Linked DNA regions of Homo sapiens: region 1 is linked to region 2. Evidence: read pairs that join two places in POLR2A ChIA-PET (ENCODE). Cell type or tissue: OCI-LY7. All regions are shown on one strand. Each heading gives the region's core, and the rest is flanking DNA. Links, peaks and the distances in the headings are about the cores only.

Region 1 (8,330 bases), core at 237-8,236, 120 kb after region 2:
CAGAGAATTGCAGTGAGCTGAGATCGTGCCATTGCACCCCAGCCTGGGCAACAAGAGCAAAACTCAGTCTCAAAAAAAAAAAAAAAAAAATTAAAAGTCCATATCTGTTAGAGAGACATCATGATCATGAAATATTTATGAGTGACATGATATGATGCTGAGCTAAAATGCTTCCAAAGAAAACGTGTATGGATGGGGTAAGATAAAATCGATGGTGGTCAAAGGTGAGTGACCGTGCCATTCTTTCCACTTCAGTGCATATTTGAAATTTTCTTTCTTTCTTTCTCTCTCTCTTTTTTTTTTTTTTTTTTTTTTGAGGTGGAGCTTTGCTCATTGCCAAGGCTGGAGTGCAATGGCACAATCTCGGCTTACCATAACCTCCACCTCCGGGGTTCAAGCAATTCTCCTGTCTCAGCCTCCCGAGTAGCTGGGATTACAGGCATGTGCCACTATGTCCGGCTAATTTTGTATTTTTAGTAGAGACGGGGTTTCTCCATGTTAGTCAGGCTGGTCTTGAACTCCTGACCTCAGGTAATCCACCCGCCTCGGCCTCCCAAAGTGCTGGGATTACAGGCATGAGCCACCACGCCCGGCCTTGAAACTTTCTATAATAAAATTTGGTTTTTTAAAACATTTCCAGCTGGCCGTGGTGGCTCACGCCTGTAATCCTAGCACTTTGGGAGGCCAAGGTGGGTGGATCACTGGAGATCAGGAGTTTGAGACCAGCCTGGCCAACATGGTGAAACCCTGTCTCTACTAAAAATATAAAAATTAGCCGGGCATGGTAGAGTAGGCCTTTAGTCCCAGTTACTTGGGAGGCTGAGGCAGGAGAATCACTTGAACCCGGGAGGTGGAGGTTGCAATGAGCTGAGATCGTGCCACTGCACCTCAGCCTGGGCGACAAGAGCAAAACTCTGTACCCGCCCCCTCCAAGAAAAAAGTCCCCAAGAATTTATCTTCATATGCCCCAGATCATTAGAAAGAGGAAGTTTGGGTCCAGTGACATCTAAGTGTAACTTTTTCCTCCTTAAAACAAGCATGTTCCCTTTCCTCCCTAGAGACACAGAAACTCTCCCTCTAACAGAAAGGCCGCCCTGCCGGTGATATTTGCACACTGGTGTTCAGTGGTGTGTTTGGATGTGACAAATATAGTCAAGAGAAAATGAAACGCATACATTTGTGGCACTGCCAGTGAGATTCTCATGGCTGATGGGCAGCAGTGTGCTCAGCTCCAGGTCCGTCACCATCTGACGAGATTCCGCCAGCAAACGCTGGAGCTTGCTCGTGGGCGAGAAATCATCCTGGGAGGGTAACACAATTGAAGCCTACAGGAAATTAAGAGGCACCTTTAAATGCTTAGGTTTACAAACACAAATGCTAACTACCTAGGAATATTGTTTTCTTTTTTCTTTCTCTTGCTCTGACGCCCAGGCTGAAGTGCAGTGGCACAATCACAGCTGATTGCCTCAAGCTCCTGGGCTCGAGTGATCCTCCTGCCTCAGCCTCCTGAAAAGCTGGGACCATAGGTGTGTGCAACCACACCGAGCAATTTTTTTTTTGGTAGAGGTGGGATCTCACTATGTTGCCCAGGCTGGTCTTGAACTCCTGGCCTCAAGTTACCCTCCTGCCTCGGCCTCCCAAAGTGCTGGGGTTATAGGCGTGAGCCACTACACCCGATCACCTGTGAATATTTCTTTGTCTTTAGGTGTTACAAAGCAAAGCTGGACATCAAATAGTAGAATAAGAATAACTAAATTCATTCCTTTTCTTTCTTTCTTTCTTTCTTTCTTTCTTTCTTTCTTTCTTTCTTTCTTTCTCTCTCTCTCTCTCTCTCTCTCCCTCCCTCTCTCTCTCTTTCTTTTTTTTTTTTTTTGAGACGGAGTCTCGCTCTGTCACCCAGGCTGGAGTGCAGTGGCATCATCTCGGCTCACTTCAAGCTCCACCCACCTCAGCCTCCCAAGTAGCTGGGACTACAGGCACCCACCACCATGCCTGGCTAATTTTTTTTTGTATTTTTTAGTAGAGACGGGGTTTCACCACGTTAGCCAGAATGGTCTCAATCTCCTGACCTCGTGATCTGCCTGCCTCAGCCTCCCAAAGTGCTGGGATTACAAGTGTGAGCCACCGCACCCGGCCTCTTTTTTTTTTTTTTGAGACGGAGTTTTGCTCTTGTTGCCTAGGCTGGAGTGCAATAGTGTAACCTCAGCTCACTGCAACCTCCACCTCCCGGGTTCAAGTGATTCTCCTGCCTCAGCCTCCCGAGTAGATGCGGCTACAGTTGCCCGCCACCACACCTGGCTAATTTTGTATTTTTAGTAGAGACAGGGTTTCACCATGTTGGCCAGGCTGGTCTTGAACTTCTGACCTCCAGTGATCCATCCGCCTCGAACTCCCACAGTGCTAGGATTACAGGCGTGAGCCACTGCACCCAGCCCCCTTTATTTCTTAGAACCTACTCAGTTAAATAATTTGACTTAAACAGAACTTACTACAGCTAATGAAGTAACACCCATGCGATAAAAGAATCCTAGGCATTGGTTAACTCTCCTCAACCAACTTGTCAATGCTGTATTTAGCATGTCAAAATACTTGCAAAATAGGACAACATTAAAGGCTTATAAGCCTTGAAAAATATGTGGGTATGTGCCTTCGTTTATTCCTATTAAATTTCAACTTTGGGATGTGAAGTTTGGCATGAAAATTAGTCACTGCCAATTGCTCTTAAAGGGGCCTAGACTGAATTTTTTTTTTTTTTTTTTTTTTTTTTTTTTTTGCAGATGGAGTCTCACTCTGTTGCCAGGCTGGAGTGCAGTGGCGTGATCTCAGCTCACTGCAACCTCCAACTCCCGGGTTCAAGCAATTCTCCTGCCTTTCAGCCTCCCGAGTAGCTGGGACTACAGGCATGTGCCACCACGCCCAGCTAATTTTTGTATTTTTCGTAGAGACGGGGTTTCACCATGTTGGTCAGGATGGTCTCGATCTCCTGACCTTAGGTGATCCCCCTTCCTTAGCCTCCAAAAGTGCTGCGAGTACAGGCATGAGCCACCACCTGATTTTTTTTTTTTTTTAAGAAAACTTAATTTCAGCCGGGCACGGTGGCTCACGCCTGTAATCCCAGCACTTTGGGAGGCTGAGGCGAGCAGATCACCTGAGGTTGGGAGTTTGAGACCAGCCTGACCAACATGGAGAAACCCCGTCTCTACTAAAAATACAAAATTAGCCGGGCGTGGTGGCACATGCCTGTAATCCCAGCTACTAGGGAGGCTGAGGCAGGAGAATCGCTTGAACCTGGGAGGCGGAGGTTGCGGTGAGCCGAGATCGTGCCATTGCACTCCAGCCTGGGCAACAAGAGTGAAACTCCGTCTGAAAAAAAAAAAAAAAAAAGGAAACTTAATTTCTTTTTATTTATTTATTTATTTTTTATTATTATACTTTAGGTTCTAGGGTACATGTGCATAACGTGCAGGTTTGTTACATATGTATACATGTGCCATGTTGGTGTGCTGCACCCATTAACTCATCATTTACATTAGGTATATCTCTTAATGCTATCCCTCCCCCCTCCCCCCACCCCACAACAGGCCCCAGTGTGTGATGTCCCCCTTCCTGTGTCCAAGTGTTCTCATTGTTCAATTCCCACCTATGAGTGAGAACATGCAGTGTTTGGTTTTTTGTCCTTGTGATAGTTTGCTGAGAATGATGGTTTCCAGCTTCATCCATGTCCCTACAAAGGACACGAACTCATCATTTTTTATGGCTGCATAGTATTCCATGGTGTATATGTGCCACATTTTCTTAATCCAGTCTATCATTTTTGGACATTTGGGTTGGTTCCAGGTCTTTGCTATTGTGAATAGTGCCACAATAAACATACGTGTGCACGTGTCTTTATAGCAGCATGATTTATAATCCTTTGGGTATATACCCAGTAATGGGATGGCTGGGTCAAATGGTATTTCTAGTTCTAGATCCCTGAGTAATCGCCACACTGTCTTCCACAATGGTTGAACTGGTTTACAGTCCCACCAACAGTGTAAAAGTGTTTCTATTTCTCCACATCCTCTCCAGCACCTGCTGTTTCCTGACTTTTTAATGATCGCCATTCTAACTGGTGTGAGATGGTATCTCATTGTGGTTTTGATTTGCATTTCTCTGATGACCAGTGATGATGAGCATTTTTTCATGTGTCTGTTGGCTGCATAAATGTCTTCTTTTGAGAAGTGTCTATTCATATCCTTCGCCCATTTGTTGATGGGGTTGTTTGTTTTTTTCTTGTAAATTTGTTGGAGTTCATTGTAGATTCTGGATATTAGCCTTTTGTCAGATGAATAGATTGCAAAAATTTTCTCCCATTCTGTAGGTTGCCTGTTCACTCTGATGGTAGTTTCTTTTGCTGTGCAGAAGCTCTTTAGTTTAATTAGAACCCATTTGCCGATTTTGGCTTTTGTTGCCATTGCTTTTGGTGTTTTAGACATGAAGTCCTTGCCCATGCCTATGTCCTGAATGGTATTGCCTAGGTTTTCTTCTAGGGTTTTTATGGTTTTAGGTCTAACATTTAAGTCTTTAATCCATCTTGAATTAATTTTTATATAAGGTGTAAGGAAGGGATCCAGTTTCAGCTTTCAGCATATGGCTAGCCAGTTTTCCCAGCACCATTTGTTAAATAGGGAATCCTTTCCCCATTTCTTGTTTTTGTCAGGTTTGTCAAAGATCAGATAGTTGTAGATGTGTGGTATTATTTCTGAGGGCTCTGTTCTGTTCCATTGGTCTATATCTCTGTTTTGGTACCAGTACCATGCTGTTTTGGTTACTGTAGCCTTGTAGTATAGTTTGAAGTCAGGTAGCGTGATGCCTCTAGCTTTGTTCTTTTGGCTTAGGATTGACTTGACAATGCGAGCTCTTTTTTGGTTCTATATGAACTTTAAAGTATTTTTTTCCAATTCTGTGAAGAAAGTCATTGGCACCTCGCCATAGCCAGATGGTGTTTCACCATGTTGACCAGGCTGGTCTTGAACTTCTGACCTCAGGTGATCCACCCGCCTCAGCCTCCCAAAGTGCTGGGATTACAGGCATGAGCCACCACGCCCAGCCTATTATTATTTTTTAAGACAGGGTCTGGCTCTGTCGCCCAGGCTGAAGTGCAATGGCACAATCTCAGCTTGCTGCAGCCTCCGCCTCCCGGGCTCAAGTGATTCTTCCACGTCAACCTCTTGAGTGGCTGGGACCACAGGCACGAGCTACAACACCTGGCTAATTTTTGTATTTTTAGTAGAGATGGGGTTTCACCATGTTGGCCAGGCTGGTCTTCAACTCCTGACCTCAGGTGATCTGCCCACCTCAGCCTCCCAAAGTGCTGGGATTACAGGCATGAGCCACCACGCCCGGCCTGATGGCCTGATAAGTGTTTTGTTCGCATAGTGCAGAGAGGAGGTAAATCTGGAGAAGTAATTAAAGAAGGGATATTCTACACAGACATAAAGAATAGCGTCTCTTTGGGATTGAATAACTGGCTAGAACTTCTCTATCAGTTGAAATCGAAGCTATAAATAGATGGTGGTTTAGCGTGTGAAAAGGTGCACAACATTGTTAGTCATTAGGGGAATGAAAGTTAAAACCACACTGAGATACCTCTTCATACCTATTAGAATGTCTGGAATTTAAAAATTGACCATTGCAAGTATTGACTGGAATCTGGAGCAGCTGGGACCGGAGCATCAGCACCACACTGATGGTGGGAATGTAACTGGTATAACCACTTTGGAAAACATCTTGCAGTTCCTTAAAATGTTAAATATACCCCAGCACTTTGGGAGGCTGAGGCAGGAGGATTGCTTGAGGTAAGGAGTTTGAGACCACCCTGGGCAACATAACAAGACCACATCTCCACAACAAATGTAAAAATGAGCTGGGCATAATGGTTCATGCCTACAGTCCCAGCTAATTGGGAGGCTGCAGTGGGAGGATTACTTGAGCCCAGGAGTTTGAGATTGCAGTAAGCCAGGATGGCATCACTGCACTCCAGCTTGGGCGACAGAGTGAGACCCTGTCTCTAAAAAAAGAAAAAAAAAGGTTAAATATACACCTACCATATGAGCTAGCTAGCATTCCATTCCTAGATAAACGAAAAAAAAATGTGTCTATACAAAGACTTATGATACATGAATATGCAAGCAGCTTTATTTGTATTATCTAGCACACCAGAAACAACCCAAATGTCCACTGACAAATGAATGGCTAAATCACTGTGGTAATAGGTTGGTGCAAAAGTAATTGCGGTTTTTGCCATTACTTTTTTTTTGAGATTGAATCTCGCTCTGTCACCCAGGCTGGAGTCCAGTAGCACGATCTTGGTTCACTGCAACCCCTGCCTCCCGGGTTTAAGCAATTCTTCTGCCTCAGCATCCTGAGTAGCTGGGATTACAGGCACACACCAGCACACCAGGCTCATTTTTGTATTTTTAGTAGACAGGGGATTTCACCATGCTGGCCAGGCTGGTCTCGAACGCCTGACCTCAAGTGATCCGCCTGCCTCGGCCTCCCAAAGTGTTGGGATTACTTTTAATGGCCTACCATTACTTTTAATGACAAAGACCATACTTACTTTTGCATCAACCTAATATATCCACACAATAGGATACTTGTCAGCAACAAAAAGGAATTATTTATATACACAGTCACATAAGTTAATCTCAAAATAATTACACTGAGTGAAAGAAACAAGAGGGACACAAAAGTTTGAATGCATTTATATAAAATTCTAGAAAAGGCAAACTAATCTGGGTTACAGAAGACAGATTAGTGAGTGATTGTCTGGGAATAGGGAGGGACGCACAGGGCAGAGGAAGAATTCCAAAGGGGTTTGGGTGTAATGAATGTGTCACTATTAGTCTGTCACATACAGACTAATGTGTGGTAAATGGGATTTTATTATACAAGAAAATGTCTGGCCAGGTACAGTGCCTTGTGCCTGTAATCCCATTAGTGGGATGAAGATTTCAATTTGCCACCCTGGTATCTTGGTAAATCATAGATGTCAGATGTTTACCTTTTTTTTTTTTTTTTTTTGAGACAGAGTCTCACTCTGTTGCCAGGCTGGAGTGCAATGGTGCAATCTCGGCTCACTGCAAACTCTGCCTCCTGGTTTCAAGCGATTCTCCCGCCTCAGCCTCCCAAGTAGCTGAGATTACAGGCACCCGCCACTACACCTGGCTAATTTTTTTATTTTAGTAGAGATGGGGTTTCACCATGTTGGTCAGGCTGGTCTCGAACTCCTGACCTCAGGTTATCTGCCCACCCCGGCCTTCCAAAGTGCTGGGATTACAGGCGTGAGCCACTGCGCCTGGCGATGTTTTCCTCTTTTATGTTTTTAAAATTTTATTGAAACAAAAAATAGAGGCAGGGTCTTGCTATGTTGCCCATGCTGATCCTGAATTCCTGGGCTTAAGCAATTCTTCCACTTTGGCCCCCAAGAGTGTTGGAATTACAGGCACGAGGCACTGTACCTTGCCACACATTTTCTCATATAATGAAATCCCATTTACCACACATTAGTCTGTATGCATGTCTCTGCAGATAGAGAAATCTGTAAGCAAGCCCACCAACGTGTCACCTGGGTCTCTCTAGACACTGCCAGGGGTTGTGTATTTGGAGGAAGGGGCAGCTGAGACCAAGCAGTTAGGTGATATCTATATTTCTGTATTGTTCTTGTGGTTTGTTTTTCTTTTTCTTTTTTCTTTCTTTTTTTTTTTACAACCAACATATATCAAGTTGCCAAAAAAAAAAAAAATACAATTTTTCTCGAAAGAAAAAAATAGTCCCAGCACGGTGATTCACACTTATAATCCCAGCACACTTTGGGAGGCCAAGGCAAGAAGATCACTTGAGCCCAAGTGTTCAAGACCAGACTGGGCAACAAATTGAGACCCTGTCTCTACAAAAAAATGAGAAAATTAGCTGGGCGTGGTGGCATGTGCCTGTAGTTGCAGCTACTTGGAAGGCTGAGGCAGGAGGATCACTTGAGCCCAGTAGGTTGAGGCTGCAGTGAGCCACGATTGCACCACTGCACTACAGCCTGGGTGACTGAGTATCCTGTCTCAAAGAAACAGAACAAAACACAAAATAATAAAATAAATAAAAGGATTGCCTTAAAAGCATCTTAAAATCCTAGAATTAAAAAAAAAAAAAAAAAAACGGAGGAATAGCCAAAATAAGCAAGCTAACAGTGGTTGCTAGAGAAGCATTAAAAGCTGGTGAGAGGCCTGGCTTGAGTAAGCTGGGGATGTCTAAGCAAAATACGAACCTTTTCATTGAATGCTGGTGCATCTTTGTAG
Region 2 (8,330 bases), core at 70-8,069:
GGCTATTCATGACTGGACAGTTTTTAGTAATCCTTTCAGGAAAGGAACCATAACACCTGTCCCTGTGCTGGCCTAAGAGCAGGGATGCCCTGGATGGTTGCTCAGGTTGTGCACTGTCCAAGAAATATAAACTATTAAGGGAGCACCGTTTACATCATCAACATAAATTATGTGAAAGCCTGAGTGTTGGCACAGAGATTCCAGAACTCCTAGCCAAGTTCGAGATGGTGGTGAGGGCCATGGGTTGTGAAATCTGCCCACACCATGTGCATGTAACCAGAGGTAGATTGTTGTGAAATGGTGCCAAGTGGGAGGCCACCAGGCTGCTGCTCACCAAAGTTTTAGAAGAGCCCCCTGGGCAGAGCCGTTCACACTTTGCAGTAGGTACCACGCTTCGATTCTCAGACACCTAACATTGTCAGTCCTGAATTTTTGCTAACTGGTGAGAATGTAGTGGTAGCTTATTGTGGTCTTTTGTGTTTTCCTGATGACTGAAGATATTAAACACCTTTTCATATATTGGCCATTTGGTTTTCCTTCATGAATAGCCTCTCTTAATTATTTATTTATGTACTTTTTCTTTTCTTTTTTTTTTTTTAAGATGGAGTCTCGCTCTGTCGCACAGGCTAGAGTGCTGTGGCATGATCTCGGCTCACTGCAACTTCTTCCTCCTGGGTTCAAGCGATTCTCCTGCCTCAGCTTCCCAAGTAGCTGGGACTACAGGCACATACCACCACACCCGGCTAATTTTTTGTAGTTTTAGTAGAGACAAGGTTTCACCATGTTGGCCAGGCTGGTCTCGAACTCCTGACCTCAAGTGATCCACCCGCCTTGGCCTCCCAAAATGCTGGGAGTGAGCCATGGCGCCTGGACTATTTATGTACTTTTTGTTTGAGATAGGATCTCACTCTGTCACCCAGGCTGGAATGTGGTGGTGTGATCATGGTTCACTGCAGCCACGACCTCCTGGGCTCAAGCAATCCTCCCACATCAGCCTCCTGAGGGACTATAGGTGCACACCACCACATCTGGTCAATTTTTTTTTTTTTTTTGAGATGGAGTTTTGCTCTTGTTGCCCAGGCTGGAGTACAATGGCACGATCTCAGCTCACCACATCCTCCGCCTCGAGGGGTCAAGTGATTCTCCTGCCTCATCCTCTTGAGTAGCTGGGATTACAGGCATGCACCACCACACCCAGCTAATTTTTTATTTTTAGTAGAGACAGAGTTTCTCCATGTTGGTCAGGCTGGTCTCAAACTCTTGACCTCAGGTGATCCGCCCACCTCGGCCTCCCAAAGTGCTAGGATTACAGGCATGAGCCACCGTGTACACCTGGCCAATTTTTAATTATTTTGTAGAGACGGGTTCTCACTGTGTTGCTCAGGCTGATCTCAAACTCCTGGGCTCAAGCCATCCTCCCACCTTAGCCTCCCAAACTGTTGGTGTTACAGGTGTGAACCACCATGGCTGGCCTCTATTTTTAAATTTAAAATGTTAATTTCTATAAACATAAAACAATAAAATGCTACAAGCTAATCATATTCTCATAGTTGTAATGAATCTTGTAACTAAGACATGAATGTTCCCCTCCACCTTACCTTTTGAATTCCACCACATGGAGGTAGCCAGTGTTAACAGTTTAGTAAATATCCTTTTCAATGTGTTTCCTATCTTTATAGAAATATATCAATATATGAAGGTACACGTTTATAATTTTTTTAAACAAAAATAGAATCATGCTGTGTATATGTATCTATTACAATTCAGTTTTAAGGATGCACTGTCACTATTTAACCAATCCCCATTTATGGACACCTAGATTGTTTCCATTTTAATTTAATTAATTAACTAATTAACTTTTGCTACTTATGGTGTTGCAATGATATCTTCCATACTATATATTTTTTTCATTTTGTAGATATGGGGTCTTTCTGTGTTGCCCAGGCTGGTCTTGAACTCCTAGACTAAAGCCATTCTCCTGCCTCTGCCTCCCTAAGTGCTGGGATTACAGGCATGAGCCACCAGGCCTGGCCATACTATTATTTTTGTAGGCCCAGATTCCTGAAACTGGAATCTAGAGATGATAGCTCCTTTAAATTGTTCTCTTAGAAGGGAGGGGACCACCGCCAGGGCAGTCTGTGTGACCTGGAGCCCTGCTGTGGCCTCTTGCTTCCTGAGATGAGCAGACTCATTCACAGCAACATTCTATATTCTATCCCTCTTTCTTTTTTTCAGGACAGGGATGGCCAGTGAGCTTTCTCTTAGAGGTCAGGGAACTTGGCTTATCCCAGAGCAGCAAATGTAGCAGGCCCCAGTTTGCTGATTAGGGGAGGCTGAGGGCTTGTGGGTACAGGCGGGAGTCACTGTTGGGGAAGAAGAGAGGCAGCTCAGTGCAGTCACTGGGCCCTGATCAGGTTTCAGGCCTGAGACTGCTGGTGTCTCCAGGCCCCAGGCAGCAAGGCTGCTGGGGACAGCTGGATGAACACATTCCTGGCCTCTCATGCTCCATGCTCCCTCCTCCCCAGATCTCCCTGGTGAGCCAGGAGCCCGTGCTGTTCGCCCGCTCCATCACGGATAACATCTCCTACGGCCTGCCCACTGTGCCTTTCGAGATGGTGGTGGAGGCCGCACAGAAGGCCAATGCCCACGGCTTCATCATGGAACTCCAGGACGGCTACAGCACAGGTGTGGAGCTGGGGGTGGCCCCTCTCCTGGGCCCACAGGGTCACCCTCAGGGACATAACCCTCTGAGTTAAGCACTGCCCCCTGCCACCTGCTCTTTTTTTTGTAGAGATGGGGTCCCGCTACGTTACCCTGGCCAGACTCGAACCTCCTGCGCTCAAGCAATCTTCCTGCAATCCCCAAAGTGCTGGGATTACAGGCATGAGCCACTGTGCTGTGACTCAGCAAAATATTTATTAAGTAAATTATTATAGAAGCCCATACACTGGAATATTATGCTGCTGGGAAAAAGAGGAAGTAGAAGAAGGGGGAGGAGGTGGAGGCGGAGGAGGAGGTGGAGGCAGAGGAGGAGGCAGCTCTCCATATAGCAGTATGGAAAGGTCACTGAGATAGGATGCTGAGTGAGAAGAGCCAGGTGCAGAGCATAAGGAGCTGGGTTTTTTTTTTCCTATTAAAGGACTGGGGAGATAAAAATAACATGTTCATATTTGCATAAAGAAACTAGACAAGGACATGTAAGCAACTAATGAAAGACGTTTTGGTGGGAGCAGGAGGGAACTGAAGAAAGAACTTAAACTTTTCATTATTTAGAGTTTTATATATTTTTAGTTTTTTTAGTTTTTTTTTTTTTTTTGAGGCAGGGGCTTGCTCTGTCACCCAGGTGGGAGTGCAGTGGCGTGATCACGGCTCACTGCAGCCTCAACCTCTTGGGCTCAAGCCATCCTTCCACCCCACTTTTTATTTTTGTTGTAGAGACGGGGTCTTGCTATGTTTCCCAGGCTGGTCTCAAATTCCTGGGCTCATGCAATCCTCCTGCCTCCCAAAGTGCTGGGATTACAGGCATGAGCCATTGTATCCAGCCTGTATTTTTAGATTTTTGAACCACACGAATAGCCCCTTTTCAATAATTAAATATATACAATGTATAGGGGGGTTGGGGAGATGTTGATCAAAAGATAAAAATTTTCCCTTAGGAATAAGGTCAAGAGACCTGTTGACTATAGTTTTTTGTTTGTTTGTGTTTTAATTGAGACAGTCTCACTCTGTCGCCCAGGCTGGAGTAGAGTGGAGTAATCTTGCCTCACTGCAACCTCCGTCTCCCAGGTTCAAGCGATTCTCCTGCCTCAGCCTCCTGAGTAGCTGGGATTACAAGTGCCCACCACCACACCTTGCTAATTTTTTTTTGTATTGTTAGTAGAGACGGGGTTTCACTATTTTGGCCAGGCTGGTCTTGAACTCCTGACCTCAGGTGATCTGCCTGCCTTGGCTTCCCAAAGTGGTGGGATTTCAGGTGTGAGCCACTGTGTCTGGCCAGCTATATTTAGTAACAGTGTACTGTGTACTTGAAAATAGCTAAGAGAGTAGATTTTAAGTGTTCTCTCTTTAAAAAAGTGATAAATATGTGAGATAATGTATATGTTAACTGGCTTGATTTAGCTATTCCACAGTGTATATGTATTTCAGAGCATCACGTTGTACACCATTAAATACAAACTATTTTTACTTGTCAATTTAAAAGAATTTTTAAATTAAAATATACTAAATACACTAATTTTTAAAAAAATTACCTCGATATGAACTTAAGTAGTTCTAGTAATTAATTGATATAATAAATATATATTATTTTAGAATAGTGTTTTGAAATTCAGTAGAGGTGGTGGTTGTGCAACATTGTGAATGCACTAAATGCCACTGGATTATTCACTTTTTTTTTTTTTCTTGAGATGGAGTCTCGCTCTGTCGCCCAGGCTGGAGTGCAGTGGCGCGATCTCGGCTCACGGCAACCTCTTCCTCCCGGGTTCAAGTGATTCTCTTGCCTCGGCCTCCCGAGTAGCTGGGATTACAGGCATGTGCCACCATACCCGGCTAATTTTGTGTATTTTTAGTAGAGACAGGGTTTCACCATATTAGCCAGGATGGTCTCAATCTCCTGACCTTGTGACCCGCCCACCTTGGTTGGCCTCCCAAAGTGCTGGGAGCCACCGTGCTCAGCCCGGATTATTCACTTTACAATGGTTATGTTTATGTTATGTCAGTTTCATCTCAATGAAAGAAAAATGAAATAATAAAGAACTGGTGGCGTGGCCAGGTGCAGTGGCTCACGTCTGTAATCCCAGCACTTTGGAGGCCAAGGCAAGAGGATCGCTTGAGGCCAGGGGTTTGAGAACAGCTTGGGCAATGTAGTGAGACCCCACCTCTACAGAAAAATATTTTAAGTTAGCCAGGTGTGGTGGCATGCACCTGTAGTCTCAGTTACTCAGAAGGCTGAGGCTGGAGGATTGCTTGAACCCAGAAGTTTGAGGCTACAGTAAGCAGTGATTGTACTACTGCACTCTAGCGTGGGTGAGAGAGTGAGACCCTGTCTCTAAAATAATAATAATTGATTGACTCAATTTCCTATTGATGGACATTTGAGTCTATTTGTTTTATTTTTTGCAATAACAGCGCTGTGGGTCACAGGTGACCTGTGTCTATATTGTTGTGCATGGGAGGAAGTCGGTCCATGGGGAAAATTGGTCCAGGTGGGCTTGCGGGGCCACAGGCCACACATCTGTGGTGAATACACACAACCTTTGCACTGCACAGACTCATAGACCCAGGGTTATTGCTGCAGCTCTTCAAGCCATGGGGCTCGCTCCAACTCCCCTTCTCCAGGAGGACGGGTGAGGGCCTGTCTCCCTGCAGCCTCACCTGCACTGTGTGCTATCAGATGTTTGGGTTTCTGCCAAATGAATGAGTGAAAATTGGTAACTTGCTATCAATTTGCATGTAGGCTTAATCTGCATGCCCCTTATGAGTTGGGTGGGGGGAACATCATTTCATGAGCTTTCAAGTTGTGGGTTCCAGCCCGCCCTTTCCACAGCTGCAGGGCAGGGCCTCTCACTCTTCCCCGGTGCTGCCCGGCCTCACCCATTGCTAAATTGTCTCTGTGCCTCCACCATACAGAGACAGGGGAGAAGGGCGCCCAGCTGTCAGGTGGCCAGAAGCAGCGGGTGGCCATGGCCCGGGCTCTGGTGCGGAACCCCCCAGTCCTCATCCTGGATGAAGCCACCAGCGCTTTGGATGCCGAGAGCGAGTATCTGGTGAGTCACAGGGTGGTGGGCAATGCGGGGGCAGGAGCGGCTCCAGGTGGCCAGAGCCCCCATCGCCCAGCAGATGGATGCTGAGAAGAGACGGGCCCCAGGAGCTCTCCCAGACTATCAGCCTCCTGGGCTGGTGAATTCCTGGTGTTGAGAGTGGGGAGCCAGGAGCCACTCTGGACCCAGCCTCCAGGCTCCAGGCAGAGCTGTATGGTGTGGGGCAAGAGAAGGCATCAGAATGGGGAGACCTGGGTCATGAGTGGTGGCTTACACCTGTAATCCCAGCACTTTGGGAGGCCGAAGCAGGTGGATCACCTGAGGTCAGGAGTTGCAGACCAGCCTGGCCAACATGGTGAAACCCCATCTCTACTAGAAATACAAAAACTAGCCAGGTGTGGTAGCACATGCCTATAATCCCAGCTACTTGGGAGGCTGAGGCAGGAGAATTGCTTGAACCTGGGAAGTGGAGGTTGCAGTCAGCCGAGATTGTGCCACTGCACTCCAGCCTGGGCGACAGAGCCAGACTCCATCTGGCTCAAACAAACAGACAAAACAAAACAAAATAAAATAGGCCCAGTATGATGGCTCATGCCTATAATCCCAGCACTTTGGGAGGCCAAGGCAGGTGGATCACTTGAGGTCCGGAGTTCGAGACAAGCCTGGTCAATACAGTGAAACCCTGTCTCTACTAAAAATACAAAAATTAGCTGGGCATGGTGGTGCATGCCTGTAACCCCAGCTACTCGGGAGGCTGAGGCAGGAGACTCACTTGAACCCGGGAGATGGAGGTTGCAGTGAGCTGAGATTGTGCCACTGCACTCTAGCCTGGGCGACAGAGTGAGACTCCATCTACAAAAAAAAAAAAAAAAAGGCTGGGCGCAGTGGTTTATGCCTATAATCCCAGCACTTTGGGAGGCCGAGGCGGGTGGATCACCTGAGGTCAGGAGTTCAAGACCAGCCGGGCCAACATGGTGAAATTCCATCTCTACTAAAAATACAAAAGTCCGCCAGGTATGGTGGCAGGTGCCTGTAATCCTAGCTACTTGGGAGGCTGAGGCAGGAGAATAGCATGAACCTGGGAAGCAGAGGTTGCAATGAGCCGAGATTGCACCACTGCACTCCAGCCTTGGCAACAGAGTGAGACTCCATCTGAAAAAACAAACAAACAAACAAAAACAAAAAACAGAATGGGGATACCTGGATTAGCAGCTCCGTCCTACAGTTTATAACTGTGTGACCTCAAGCTAGTGCTTCCCCTCTGAGTCGCATTCTCACTGGTCAGGTGGGCCCAGTCATGTATTTGCAGATGGCTAGCAACCTCAGTCTATGCGCGGATTGATTCATTTGTTACACAGAGAGTTACTGAGCTCTTCTCAGGCACCAGGCACCAGGCACCATTCTGGGGTTATCGTGGGCTAACTAGACAAAGACCCTTGTCCCCATGGTGTTTCCATTCCAGTGGGGAAGGCAGATAAGAAACAAGGAAGGCCAGGCGCGGTGGCTCACACCTGTAATCCCAGCACTTTGGGAGGCCGAGGCCAGGCGGATCACAAAGTCAGGTGTTCGAGACCAGTCTGGCCAACATGGTGAAACCCTGTCTCTACTAAAAATACAAAAATTAGCTGGGTATGGTGGCGGGCACCTGTAATCCCCTAGCTACTTGGGAAGCTGAGGCGTGAGACTCGATTGAACCCACGAGGCAGAGGTTGCAGTGAGCTGAGATCGCACCACCGCACTCCAGCCTGGGTGACAGCAAGACTTAAAAAAAAAAAAAAAAAAAAAGGAGGGGGAAGGGAAGGACCAGAAGACTGGAGGGCCAGGGTAGAGCTGATCCCCCATTCACCAGGTGCCTCATTGTGTCTGGCCCTGAGCTGTCTCCCTTTAAGAAAAACCCAGGAAGCTGGCCATCGTTTGTGAACTGAGCCTCAGAGAGGTTAAGCATCAGCCCATAGGCCGTGGCATGAAGCACGGTTGCGGGTGGGGCGTCCGTGCCATGCAAGCCAGGCCCCCACTGTCCCCGCAGATCCAGCAGGCCATCCATGGCAACCTGCAGAAGCACACGGTACTCATCATCGCGCACCGGCTGAGCACCGTGGAGCACGCGCACCTCATTGTGGTGCTGGACAAGGGCCGCGTAGTGCAGCAGGGCACCCACCAGCAGCTGCTGGCCCAGGGCGGCCTCTACGCCAAGCTGGTGCAGCGGCAGATGCTGGGGCTTCAGCCCGCCGCAGACTTCACAGCTGGCCACAACGAGCCTGTAGCCAACGGCAGTCACAAGGCCTGATGGGGGGCCCCTGCTTCTCCCGGTGGGGCAGAGGACCCGGTGCCTGCCTGGCAGATGTGCCCACGGAGGCCCCCAGCTGCCCTCCGAGCCCAGGCCTGCAGCACTGAAAGACGACCTGCCATGTCCCATGGATCACCGCTTCCTGCATCTTGCCCCTGGTCCCTGCCCCATTCCCAGGGCACTCCTTACCCCTGCTGCCCTGAGCCAACGCCTTCACGGACCTCCCTAGCCTCCTAAGCAAAGGTAGAGCTGCCTTTTTAAACCTAGGTCTTACCAGGGTTTTT

What was found. Peaks named below come from ENCODE experiments on the same cell type or tissue, not always from the same donor. Only the 100,000 strongest peaks of a DNase experiment are listed, where the experiment ranks them.
Region 1: POLR2A ChIA-PET joins it to region 2 with 10 read pairs; 7 of 35 experiments call an interaction of 5 or more read pairs at or near these places.

What each region holds. Positions count from the first base shown.
Region 1 is chr12:122,806,265-122,814,594 of GRCh38, reverse strand. It overlaps CCDC62 (coiled-coil domain containing 62), which reads right to left. Exons shown (of 13, transcript NM_201435.5): 10 at 8,300-8,330; 11 at 1,176-1,325. Among named protein-coding and RNA genes, the nearest start is that of HIP1R, 25 kb to the left of the region's middle. RefSeq lists an enhancer at 918-997 and a silencer at 2,183-2,358. In OCI-LY7, for the core only: no CTCF peak of the experiment used is centred there; a DNase peak (open chromatin) is centred at 1,074.
Region 2 is chr12:122,929,627-122,937,956 of GRCh38, reverse strand. It overlaps ABCB9 (ATP binding cassette subfamily B member 9), which reads left to right. Exons shown (of 12, transcript NM_019625.4): 10 at 2,526-2,685; 11 at 5,629-5,765; 12 at 7,786-8,330. The coding sequence ends at 8,046. Among named protein-coding and RNA genes, the nearest start is that of ABCB9, 33 kb to the left of the region's middle. RefSeq lists an enhancer at 7,539-8,039. In OCI-LY7, for the core only: no CTCF peak of the experiment used is centred there; a DNase peak (open chromatin) is centred at 3,106.